3 separate regions of the Homo sapiens genome follow, and regions 1 and 2 are each linked to region 3. The links are chromatin contacts, found by Hi-C or POLR2A ChIA-PET in ENCODE. All regions are on one chromosome and are shown on one strand. The core of a region is the stretch at or near the end of the contact, and the rest is flanking DNA. Distances in the headings are between cores, read along the strand shown. Region 1 overlaps CHRNA1 (cholinergic receptor nicotinic alpha 1 subunit). Region 2 holds the start of WIPF1 (WAS/WASL interacting protein family member 1). Region 3 holds the start of CDCA7 (cell division cycle associated 7).

Evidence for each region. A loop is a pair of places that touch in the nucleus more often than their neighbours do. ChIA-PET counts read pairs that join two places held with the same protein, here RNA polymerase II (POLR2A). Pooled maps may share reads with other maps.
Region 1: a map with no recorded cell type shows a loop between it and region 3 (14-fold over the local background). The contact joins the enhancer-like site here to the promoter of CDCA7 in region 3. A Hi-C loop is called at or near these places in 4 of 37 single-sample maps with no recorded cell type and 4 of 50 pooled maps. POLR2A ChIA-PET finds 5 or more read pairs at or near these places in 1 of 52 experiments (activated CD4-positive, alpha-beta T cell).
Region 2: a loop to region 3 is called in a map of OCI-LY7, with 6 times the contacts of the local background. The contact joins the promoter of WIPF1 here to the promoter of CDCA7 in region 3. A Hi-C loop is called at or near these places in 1 of 168 maps with a recorded cell type or tissue (OCI-LY7), 8 of 37 single-sample maps with no recorded cell type and 7 of 50 pooled maps. POLR2A ChIA-PET finds 5 or more read pairs at or near these places in 2 of 52 experiments (GM12878 and H1).

What each region holds. Positions count from the first base shown.
Region 1 is chr2:174,749,617-174,753,366 of GRCh38, reverse strand. It overlaps CHRNA1 (cholinergic receptor nicotinic alpha 1 subunit), which reads left to right. Exons shown (of 9, transcript NM_000079.4): 7 at 3,198-3,421. Among named protein-coding and RNA genes, the nearest start is that of CHRNA1, 13 kb to the left of the region's middle. RefSeq lists a silencer at 653-722 and an enhancer at 2,070-2,249. Within about 2 kb of position 2,211, at least 3 of the 41 ENCODE cell types and tissues checked have a DNase peak (open chromatin) inside an H3K27ac peak, as active enhancers do.
Region 2 is chr2:174,596,233-174,599,950 of GRCh38, reverse strand. WIPF1 (WAS/WASL interacting protein family member 1) reads left to right here and starts at 2,147. Exons shown (of 8, transcript NM_001375834.1): 1 at 2,147-2,350. RefSeq lists an enhancer at 1,945-2,124.
Region 3 is chr2:173,353,047-173,356,699 of GRCh38, reverse strand. It overlaps CDCA7 (cell division cycle associated 7), which reads right to left and starts at 1,828. Exons shown (of 10, transcript NM_031942.5): 1 at 1,716-1,828. The coding sequence starts at 1,736. RefSeq lists a silencer at 1,617-1,886 and enhancers at 2,437-2,526, 1,829-2,784.

The DNA of each region.
Region 1 (3,750 bases), core at 962-3,461, 1.4 Mb before region 3:
TGAGTGGGCGTGCGCAGTGGTGAGAGTCACTGTGAGTGGAGCTCACAGCTGGGGCAGACACCCCGAGCGGCAGGGAGTTGAACATGACCCTAGAGATGCACAGTGTAGCTTAGGCTGGTTAAAGTACATTAACCACCAATACCTATTTGCTGAATACCAACTGTGTGCCCAGAAGTGTACTGGGTAAGGCATGTGATCCCAGACACTTCTCATGCCACTTCCACGATGAAGTCACTTTCTATGTACTGACTAATCCTGGTCTTGCCCCTTTACCCACTGCTCACCACTTGAAAATAGATTTTGCATATCTTTTTTTCCAGATGGTGGCATCTTCACACACAAGACCCTACTTCCCAAGTGGCTGTTCTTTCTCACATATCAGCCTAGACAACTTACTTACCTCCTACTGAGTAATCCTATCTGTGACATAATTTTATCAAACAATAACAATCCACCAGAAAGGAGGAAAGGGTACCCATCTGCCTGCCAGCAAGTCACTATTCATAAACAACTTATGGCAGACAAGTTTGAAAAAAAGAAAGATGCTACAGACAGACCTCAAGCTTATGACAGGTAGCAATTTTTATCAAAATGACTTTAAAAAAAAAAAAACCACAAAATCTTAAATCCAACTTGCCAACTAGGAAAAAAGATTATTCATTTACTCATTCAGTGAATATTTGTTGAACAAATATGATGTGGTAGATAGACCGCAGAGAATAAGACAGAAAGTGCCTCACCCCTCAGAGTGCATGTTCCAGTGACTGCATTTGGGGTTTCATTTTTGTTTTTGTTTTGAGACCGGGTCTCACTCTGTTGCCCAGGCTGCAGTACAGTGGCATGATCACGGCTCACTGCAGCCTCAACCTCCTGAGCTCAAGTGACCCTTTCACCTCAGCCTCCTGAGTAGCTGGGACTACAGGCATGTGCCACCACACTCGGCTAATTTTTGTATTTTTTGTAGAAACGGGGTTGCACCATGTTGCCGAGGCCAGTCTCGAACTCCTGGGCTCAAAGATCTGCCTACCTCGGCCTCCCAAAGTGCTGGGATTACAGGTGTGAGCCACTGTGCCTGCCCTGCACTTGTTTTTAAACAAATAATCACAAACACAATTCTTTCAACTTTCTAATCAAATGAAACTTTTTTACATTAAAAAAATAAATAAATAGAGATGGAGTCTTGCTATGTTGCCCAGGCTAGTCTCAGACTCCTGGCCTCAAGTGATCCCCCTGCCTTGGCCTCCCGGGGTGTTAGGATTACAGGCATGATCCACCGCACCAGGCCCTCAAATGAAACTTTTTAAAATAAAAACACTGTCGGGGCATTATGGGAACTAACAAGAGTCTCTATAAACGTTAAATGATTTGTGCTTGAAAAGTGCTTAGGGGCCAGATGCAGTGGCTCACACCTGTAATCCCAGCACTTTCGGAGGCCAAGGCGGATGGATCACTTGAGGTCAGGAGTTTGAGACCAGCCTGGCCAACATGGTGAAACCCCATCTCTATTAAAAATACAAAAAATTAGCCAGGTGTGGTGGCACGTGCCTGTAATCCCAATTACTTGGGAGGCTGAGGCAGGAGAATCGCTTGAACCCTGGAGGCGGAGGTTGCAGTGAGCTGAGATGGCACCACTGAACTCCAGCCTGGGCAACAGAGTGAGACTCCCTCACAAAAAAAAAAAGAAGAAAAAAAGAAAGAAAAGAAAGAAAGAAAAAAGAAAAGCACTTAGCACAAAAATTATGCTTGATAAATGTTGGCTATTATTATTATCATTATTATTAATCAACAAATTTTATATAAGTGGACAAATATTTTGTATTTGTAATTGTATTCTTTTTCACTTTGAAAGGTTTTCCTACCCACCAGGTAGAATTGACAATTTCTTGTTTGTTTCCACTCTTTATCGTATACATACATACATATTCTATATATATTCTAGCATCCGGAAGCAGCCAGTAGGGGACAGCTTCATCATTGAAAGCAGGGTAACACAAGGGTTTCCAGCAGCACCAACAGCAAGGCCAGCCCAGGGAAAGTCCCTCCCAGAGCTTCTCTGCTGCACCTAAGGTGGTCAAGCCTCACAAAACTACCTCAGTGCCATTCGGCCCCTGACCTTCCTGCTGCCAAGTTTGCCCAGCCAAAACTCTCCTGAGATCAAAGGGCCTGCAGAAAAGAGGTGGGGGCTGGGGAAATCCCTGCTCCCTTAGTATGCAAAAAAAACAAAACAAGAAATAAGTGAGAAGACAAACTTCCTCTTATATGAAAATGAGACAGCGAGTGGTGTGAAACCACTGTATCAGAAGATCACTCAGGACGTCAAGGAGAACTCCTTAGCCTTCCGGATTTTGTCCTTTTCTTGGGTTTTGGTCTTACAGCTTGCTCCCTCAATAACAGAAAGATATGTGTACTTCTGGGCTGCCCATTCATCTGCTGGGTAAGAAATAGGCCAGGGGTGGTTCCGTTTTATGAGGTTTAATGCATCCTGCTGCAGAAGGGAAATGCCACACCGAGTCCAGCTTGTCCACCCAGAACTCCTTTCAGTTCCCTGGGTTCCACCAAGAATCAGAAATCTGGAGCATGAGATGAAATATTGTTCCGTTTTCTGCTTGGCAGCCTCTAATGGAAATGCTTGCCACTGGCTGCTGTCAGAAAAGTTAAGGTATGGTGGTTACATAGGAAATTCTGCAGAAAAAAATGCTTTGAGATTTCCCAGAATAATGCTTTGAGAACATGTCAGTCACATTCCTCTTACCCTTGGGTTTCAGTGGTGAATTAGTTTGCTTGGGCTGCCACACAAAACACCATAGGCTGTGAGGCTTAGATAACAGAAATGTAATTTCTCACAGTTCTGGAGACTGGAATTCCAAGATCAAGGTGCCAGTAGAGTTGGTTTCTTGTGAGGCCTCTCTCGGTTTGTAATGGCCATCTTCTTCCTGTGTCCCATGGCCTTCCGTCTATGCATCTGTGTCCTAATTCCTCTCCTTATAAGGACACTAGTCATACTTGATTACTCACTACCCCATATCACCTCGTTTTCATTTAATTACCTCCTTAAAGTCCCTGTCTTCAAATACAGTCACATTCTTAGGTCCCAGGACTCAGGACTTCCACATATAAATGGTGGGGTGGGAGGAACACTGCAGCCCAACCCAGATGGGTAGTTGTGGGATTTTTTTTTTTTTTTTTGGTCTTTTCAGGGGAGAAGATGACTCTGAGCATCTCTGTCTTACTGTCTTTGACTGTGTTCCTTCTGGTCATCGTGGAGCTGATCCCCTCCACGTCCAGTGCTGTGCCCTTGATTGGAAAATACATGCTGTTCACCATGGTGTTCGTCATTGCCTCCATCATCATCACTGTCATCGTCATCAACACACACCACCGCTCACCCAGCACCCATGTCATGCCCAACTGGGTGCGGAAGGTGAGTGGGGAGGCCCCTGCAGACTTCACACGGAGGCACATCTACAGGCCTCCCCTTCGAGGAGCCAGTGGGTTTCTAGCTAATACTTGGGGCTATTTAGGAACTAAGTTCTCTTTGGGCTTTAGGGAATTTTTGGAAGGAACTTTCTTTGGCCTCTTTTTAGGAATAAATAACTCCTGTAGCCTTCCCAGAGAGAAAAGAAAAACAGAATTAACAAAGCTCATTCCAAATTCAAGTTTAAAGAATCTCTTTGATCAGAGAAGATGAACAAACGGCTGCTTTTTATTGAAATGCCGTGAAATTCTCGCGATTTCTTTTGTATGTTTTCC
Region 2 (3,718 bases), core at 898-3,397, 1.2 Mb before region 3:
GCCCCCACTCCGTGGAAAAATTATCTTCCACAAAACCAGTCCCTGGTGCCAAAAAGGTTAGGGACCACTCCCCTAAGGGATGGAAATAGCCATGAATGGTATGTGTACTGAGAGAGAGAGAGAGAGAGAGAGATAGCTAGAGAGAGAGAGAGAGAGAGTGTGTGTGTGTGTGTTTGGGGTGTCTTACTTAGAGAACTTCAAAATAATTCTGAAAATACGTAGAGAAATTGTCATATCGCCCATGTTCTCTTTTTAGACCCAACTATAATTAGACTTCCCCAAAGATTCACTCAGGCATTTACTTAATAGTTGATCAAGTTTTCTGTTTTCCTGAGGGTTTGTATCGCGGGAAGTGGCTGATAGCTGTAGGCCTCCACCTCTGTCCAGCCCCATGCCTGCAGGTATTTATTTGTGACCTAAGTCACGGGTGGACACCAGGCCAGAGTTAGACAAGAGGCGGTCCCTGCCTTCAAGGGGCTCCAGGCAAAGCAGAGGACTCTCAGTCACTTATTCTTGGGTACTCCACTCCAGGAACTGTGCCCATGGCCTGGCATCATGAATCTGCTCATGCAATTAGACTCCTATCTCAGGGAATTTTGAGTTTAAAAGATCCTTAGACATCATCTGTCCCAGTACTCCCCAGTAGGAGCACTTCTGGTATTTTGGGTGGGACTGTCATAAGCACCATAGGAAATTTCCCATTCCTGGCCCCACCCACTGAATGCTACAGGCCCCTGCCCCCACCATTCCCACTCACTGCTCACCACCCCCAACAGCTACCTGAGTTGAAAATTACTCATCTAGCCCAGTTCCATCACTTTACAGGTAAGGCAATGTTAGACAACATACGTTCTTTTCATGCCTCTGGCCTCTGATCCTAGCAGAATCAGGACCCAACATTCAGATTTTACAATGAAGCTAGTTTCTGAAATATGCCTCTCTTTTAAATTCTTTGACTGTTACTGTTTTCTCAGAGTTATATACTATGTGTTGCATATGTAAGTCTGAACCTTTAAGATGGGTTAAGAAAAAATTATGAGCATTTTCAGATCGTTCTATACATAACTCAAGGTTTTGATAAAATGTTTTCTACATGTATTCCATTGCCATCCACCTCTTGAGTTCTTTAATAATGAGAAATCTGACTTTCTTCCTTCCACCCTCTTTATCTCTATGCTTTTGTCAAGCATCTTCTAGGAGAGTTACTGTTATCCCATTAAGTGTGGGGGACAGAAACATTTGGCATAGAAAGCTATGGATCTGCAGCTGACTTAAGCTGTATATTATTACCCTGACTTGGGCACCAAAATCACGTTTCAAAACTCATTTGCTGCCAAGTATGGTAGCTCAAGCCTGTAATCCCAGCAATCTGGGAAGCTAAGATGGAAGGATCACTTTGAAGCTAGGAGTGCAAGACCAGGCTGGGCAACAAAGCAAGATCCCATCTCTACCAAATATAAAAATAAAATAAATTAGCCAGGTGCAGTGGCATATGCCTGTAGTCTCAGCTACTCAGGAGGCTGAGGCTGGAGGATTGCTCGAACCCAGGAGGTCAGGGCCACAGGGAGCTATGATTACGCCACTGCACTCCAGCCTAAGTGACAGCAAGACTGTCTCTCTAAAAAAAAAGAAATAAATAAAACAAAACCAAAAAAAGAACCTCATTTGCCTTCATACACCTGACCTGCTCTCTTTACCTGCATTTGTAACTTTCTCCCCACACACTTGAATGCCCTGTAAATGAGAAGAAGCCCTTAGCCTAATGAAGCGATAAGGTAAGGTAGGTAAGAGCTTTTCTTTCTTGAGTGACTCTTTTCCCTATTACTCAATGGAATAGTCAGTATTTACAGTGATACTTTCAAATATAATTTTCCTAAAGGAATCTCAAGTTCCATGAACAGTTATTTTTGTGGGAATATCTAGAATAAAGTTGGACTCTTCACTGAGTGGAGGTGCTCATCTCCTCTTGTCACTGTACCAAATAGCTGTGTATTACACCTTGTGGGGAGGAGAAACATTTAATTTTTTTTAATTTAGGTTTTTTTTCTTGCTTGCTTCTTAAGCAAAACCAATCTAGTTTCTTTTTCTGCAGCAAAGGAGGAAGGAACAACAAACAACAAATTAATCAGACAGGAAGCGAATAACCACAGAAGGACGTCTGCCTCTGACTCAGTATGTCACATTTAACAAGAGGCCAGAGCTTGTCCAAAATGGCTGTCCAAAAACGACCCCACACTTGCGTTAGAAGATGATACCTTTTTCAGGGACAGTTTTCTCTCTTGGCTCCTGTCCCGCTGGCCCTCTGTCTGCCTGTGTCCCTGACCATGGCTCCCTGCAGTACCCTTTAACGGTAAGAAAAATTATATTCAAACTAAGTTTATTTCATTTATCAGCTACAGGGAAGAACTAAATGGCTTTTAATGGACCATAGTATGTCAAGATAAAGTTGTTTAATTTTTCTGTAGAGCACCATGTGAGCTATTCCTGTTGCCCAGAATGCTAGTTTCACCACTATGGTGATTGTGAATGATTCATAACTTATGCTTTGAGCCAAAATGTAAGCAAGATTTTCAATAGAATTTTTTTGACCACTGGACAAGTTTGGATCCACAGGAATTTATTTTCCCATTTAAATTGGGGGCTTATGTCGGTAAATATATCCTTTTGGTGTATGATACAGTTGTCCACACAACTGCCTTTGAATCTTTGGTGTGGCCAGCAACAATAAGTGCTTTAAAGTACAAGGAGCCATTGGAAGCTTCAAACGAAAATACCATGGAACTAAGCTGTTGCAGTTCTGTTGCTGCCAATGTGCTATTTAAGTTCAAAACTCAAACTAAACCATTTCTAAGCAGAGTCTTTTATAATACGATTTGTCTTTTAGAATAAGTCTATTCCTGTTATAACAGTGTGTGCACAATTACTATCGCAAATCAAATTCTACAGCATTAGTTATAACTTTATGTTTAATATGATTAATGTTTTGGCATAAAATATTGTGATTTTTAAAATTTCAAGCCATCTACTCAGAGGCTTATAGAGCAGAACTAAGGAAACTTTTTACATTAAAAAACTTTTTTCTAGAATATGTAGGAAGAAACAATTTGACTTATGTTCCTTTCTCCCCGTGAAGAAATATAAAATAAAGCTTTAAAAAACTCAGAAGGCACATATAACTTTAGTCACTAAGTACAAGTTTTTTGTTTTTTTTGTTTTTGTATTTTTAGTAGAGACAGGGTTTCATCATGTTGGTCAGGCTGGTCTCAAACTCCTGACCTCAAGTGATCTGCCCGCCTCGGCCTCCCAAAGTGCTGGGATTACAGGCATACAAGTTATTTTAAATAATTTAATGGCATAACTAGTATATGTAGTAGAGAATGGAGAGGTGGTAAATGAAAAGGCTACTGAAAGATTCTAACTAAGCAAAGTAAGACAGCTTGGTAGAGAGAAAGATGAAAGACTGGGGAAAGAATAGGACAGGACAGTGAGAAAGGAAGATGAGAAACTGGGAAAAGGTTTTGAGGTTGATCTGTGTGGAAATCATACTCTTACAATTCACTTGGACTACAGTGCTATGTGTTAACTTTATCAAGCTTTGTTCTTCTGTACTGGAATATCATCATGTCAAAACTCTTCCTTTTATCAGTCTAAGGTCATTAAATGACTTACCTGAAAGTCATTTTTCACTAAGTCAGGTTTTCTATTGCTCTTTGAAAAG
Region 3 (3,653 bases), core at 579-3,078:
AACCCCGTCTCTACTAAAAACACAAAAATCAGCCGGATGTGGCGGTGCGTACATGTAATCCCAGTTACTTGGGAGGCTGAGGTGGGAAGACTGCTTGAGCCCGGTAGGCTGCAGTGAGCCGTGACTGTGCCACTGCACTCCAGCCTGGGACACAATGAATGTTGGGAGCTGAAAAGGATCTCAGATCCCATTTTCCAGATGAGGATATTCAAGGCCCCAGGAAGGTGTAATAGACTGCAAGATCACAGGGGCAGGAAGGAGAACTCAAGTCTGCCATCTTCTTAAGCAGCAGTGTTCATCGCATTACTGCAGGAATTACCACCCTTTACTCATCAATCTACCTGCAAGCAGTCAGAGGCCCCAGACAGCCTCAAAGGCGGCATTCTATTGGAAGCTGTCCGAGAAATACAGGCTGAGCTTTAACAAGTCAGCACAAGCCAAGAGTTATTTACCAGGCAAACGTATCTTTGGAGGAAAAGCCACAAAAAAGCAGCAAGGCAAATAGTCAAGACGGAGATGAACTTCTTTGGCAGGTAAGTAATAACTAATACCATTTATAGTAGGCGTTTTTCGTGCCAGGCACTATGTTAAGTACACTTTCACGTCAGGTTTAATTCTTTGCAACAAAGGTGCTATCGTTATTCTCACTTAGCCAATGAGGAAACTGAGGCTCAGGAAAGCGAAATGGATTACTCAAGTCCCATGGTGGCTCAGATTTGAACTCAGGCATGTCAGGTTCCAAGACCAGCTACACATGGTTTTCTTCATCCGGAAAGCCAATGCCCAGCTCCACCGGGGCGGCGACTCAGCTCTGAAACCACGCCCCATCGCACCCACCCCCGCGAGGGTCCCTAACCCCTGATATTTATTTTAAACATGTCATTGTCTTCCGTTTCACCCAACCCCCACTCTTCTACCCTCTCCAGGAGCCCGACCCTACGTTCTGGCTTCCGTTAGAGCAAAAAGTAACGTTCCACTCAGAGCAACGTCCTGCAGCTAAGAGTAAGGCTGGGGGGTGGGGGGTGGGGGGTTGGGGGTTGGGGTGGAGGAAGTAGGAAACGAGCAAATGGTCGGCGAACGCTTTGACCCACCAAGCCCTTTAAATGCACTTAACCACCGCCCGGGACTACGGTCGCTTCACACTGCGTGCGCAGCCCAAGTTCTAGGAGACCGGTTCGCAAGACCTTAAACCTCAGACGCGCTGGCCCTCAGCGGTTAGAAGCGGACGCGTCTCTTGCCGGGCGGGGTGCGCGCCCAAGGGCCACCCACTGAGCGCGGGTATAGACGCGGCGAGCCACGCACTGGCTCCGAGTTGTGTGCGGGAAAGGGCTGGGCCGCTGCGGGACAACCTCCCAGGGGGCAGGCAGGCTGGCTCTGCCTGGCAGGCAAAATCGGGACCGGCCAGCGCTCCCGGCCGCTGTCCGGCCTTTGGCGGACGCACGTGCCTAGGGCTTTCCAGCGCTGCTAGCCATCCTGCAAACGACTCAAGTCTCCACGCCGCCCGCACTTCGGGTGCGCACGCCACGCAGGAACGTCCCCATGGCCCTCAGTTATCCCAGGTGCACAAAATCAGGGGCTTGCCCAAGCGGGCAACGCCTAGGCAGGCCACCAGTTAAGGCAGCGCTAGGCTGCGGAGTTGGAGAGGGTCGGCCCGCGCCCGCCTGCGTCCAGCACCCACCGCGCCCGCCCCTCGGGTTCGCCCGCCCAGCCCTCACCGGCACGCGGCGAGCGTCCATGCTGGTGGCGGGTGCCCAGATCGGCGCTTGGAGCGGGGAGAGCGGAGCAGCCGCGCGGTCAGCGGTCCCACAGCAGGAGGAGCAGCAGCAGCGCGGCTGGCAGGCTGGGCGCGCCGACCCGGGCCCGGAGGGGCGGGGCTCGGGCTGTCTTTCCCGCGTTGGGACACAGGTCCTGCAAGCTGTGGTAACGGCCAGACATGGCGCAAGACTAGGTGGCCCCCTGGAAAAAACACGACCCCCCTATATATTCTGACCTCAAAGGATAGCCTTGGGCACTCCTAAAATCCCCTTTGAGAAAGGGGGGCTTTAGGGGCTACGGGGACCACTCTCCTTGTGCAGCTGCGCGGTCCTGAGCGAGTGGCGCGAAAATGGTTCGTATTGCCCCGGGGTTAGCTGTCTGATTTGCAAGAATTTTCGTGGTGGCGGAGGAAAAGTGGAGTCTGGGGGGTAAAGGAGAGCAGCGTGAGGGTGGCGCGGGTCACGCACCATGGCGTTTAGCACTTTCATTGCTGCGTGCGGTTTACAAGATTTAAAAAATCATAGAATCCAGCACGAACTCCACCCTTCATAATCGAGTTCACCGCCCCTGGATGTAGCACCTCTTATCTGGGAACCACACCATTATCTGAAGCAATAAAATGAGTTAAATCCTGATCTTTCTTTCCAAAAAGCACAGGAAGCCGACTTGTTTACTTGTGGTTTTCAAAGTAGAAGAAAAGCCGCAGCAGCTTGATGAAGACGTCTATAGTATAGTTAACCTTTAACGATTATCTGTTGGGGATTGAAACTAAAGATTGAACAATTGTGGCTTGATGATCTTCTCTGTCTTCAGAATTGAGAACTACCCTGAGTCAGTGCGAACGAGAAAACTTTTCATTGCCCTTTTAACCAAACTTGGCATTACAACGAAAAAATGAAATAAAGCGAGGCTTTTTGTGTGCGTGAAGAGCAAAACTTGCTTCTACAAGAAAAAGTAAATTTAGTTTCTTTAGAAGACACTAATTATACTCTTAACATTTAAAACAAGCGCTTGAAATGAAAACATTCGCATTTCCCCCTCATTTCAAAACTTTTCTCTGGGGAATAATTAATTCCTTTGCAGTAAGAGAGTGCATGGACATACTGTGTTCCTCTCTTGGTGTACTGAATACAAAAACTGTGAGCAAGTAAATAATGCCCGAGGACAATGGATTGGAAGGAGTCTTCCAGCCTTTCTTAAATATACCTACCCAGTAATCACTCTGCCACTGTGCAAGGGACAAAGAGCTCAAGGTCTAGAAGGTGAGTGCCAGGAGGAGAGGCTATCGGTGGGTGGTGAAATTACGGAATTACAGGGCCCTCAGTAAGTATTTGTTGAATGAATAAACATTTGGGAATATAATTTTGTGCCACTAAAGCTAAATATATGAAAATTTGGAATTACTAGATCCATGAAGCAGGGGAAGATTAAGTCACTTTGCCTGTGAAAGGTTCTGATAGGGAAATTTTTAGTCTTCCTGGGAGCACAAGAAAATAATTTGGTGTATGTGTTTTTTAAGGATAAGATCTCTGGTCTATTCGTCTTTTTAGTAATCAGGAAAATGCAAATTAAAACAAGTGTCACTGGAAAGGGGTCCCGATCTAGACCCCAAGAGAGGGTTCTTGGATCTTGCACAAGAAAGAATTCAGGGCAAGTCCGTAAAGTGAAAAAGCAAGTTTATTAAGAAAGTAAAGGAATAAAAGAATGGCTACACCGTAGATAGAGCAGCCCGAGGGCTGCTGGTTGCCCATTTTTATGGTTATTTCTTGATTGTATGCTAAACAAGGGGTGGATTATTCATGGCTCCCCTTTTTAGGCCATATAGGGTAGCTTCCTGATGTTGCCATGGCATTTGTAAACTGTCATGGCGCTGGTGGGAGTGTAGCAGTGAAGACAAC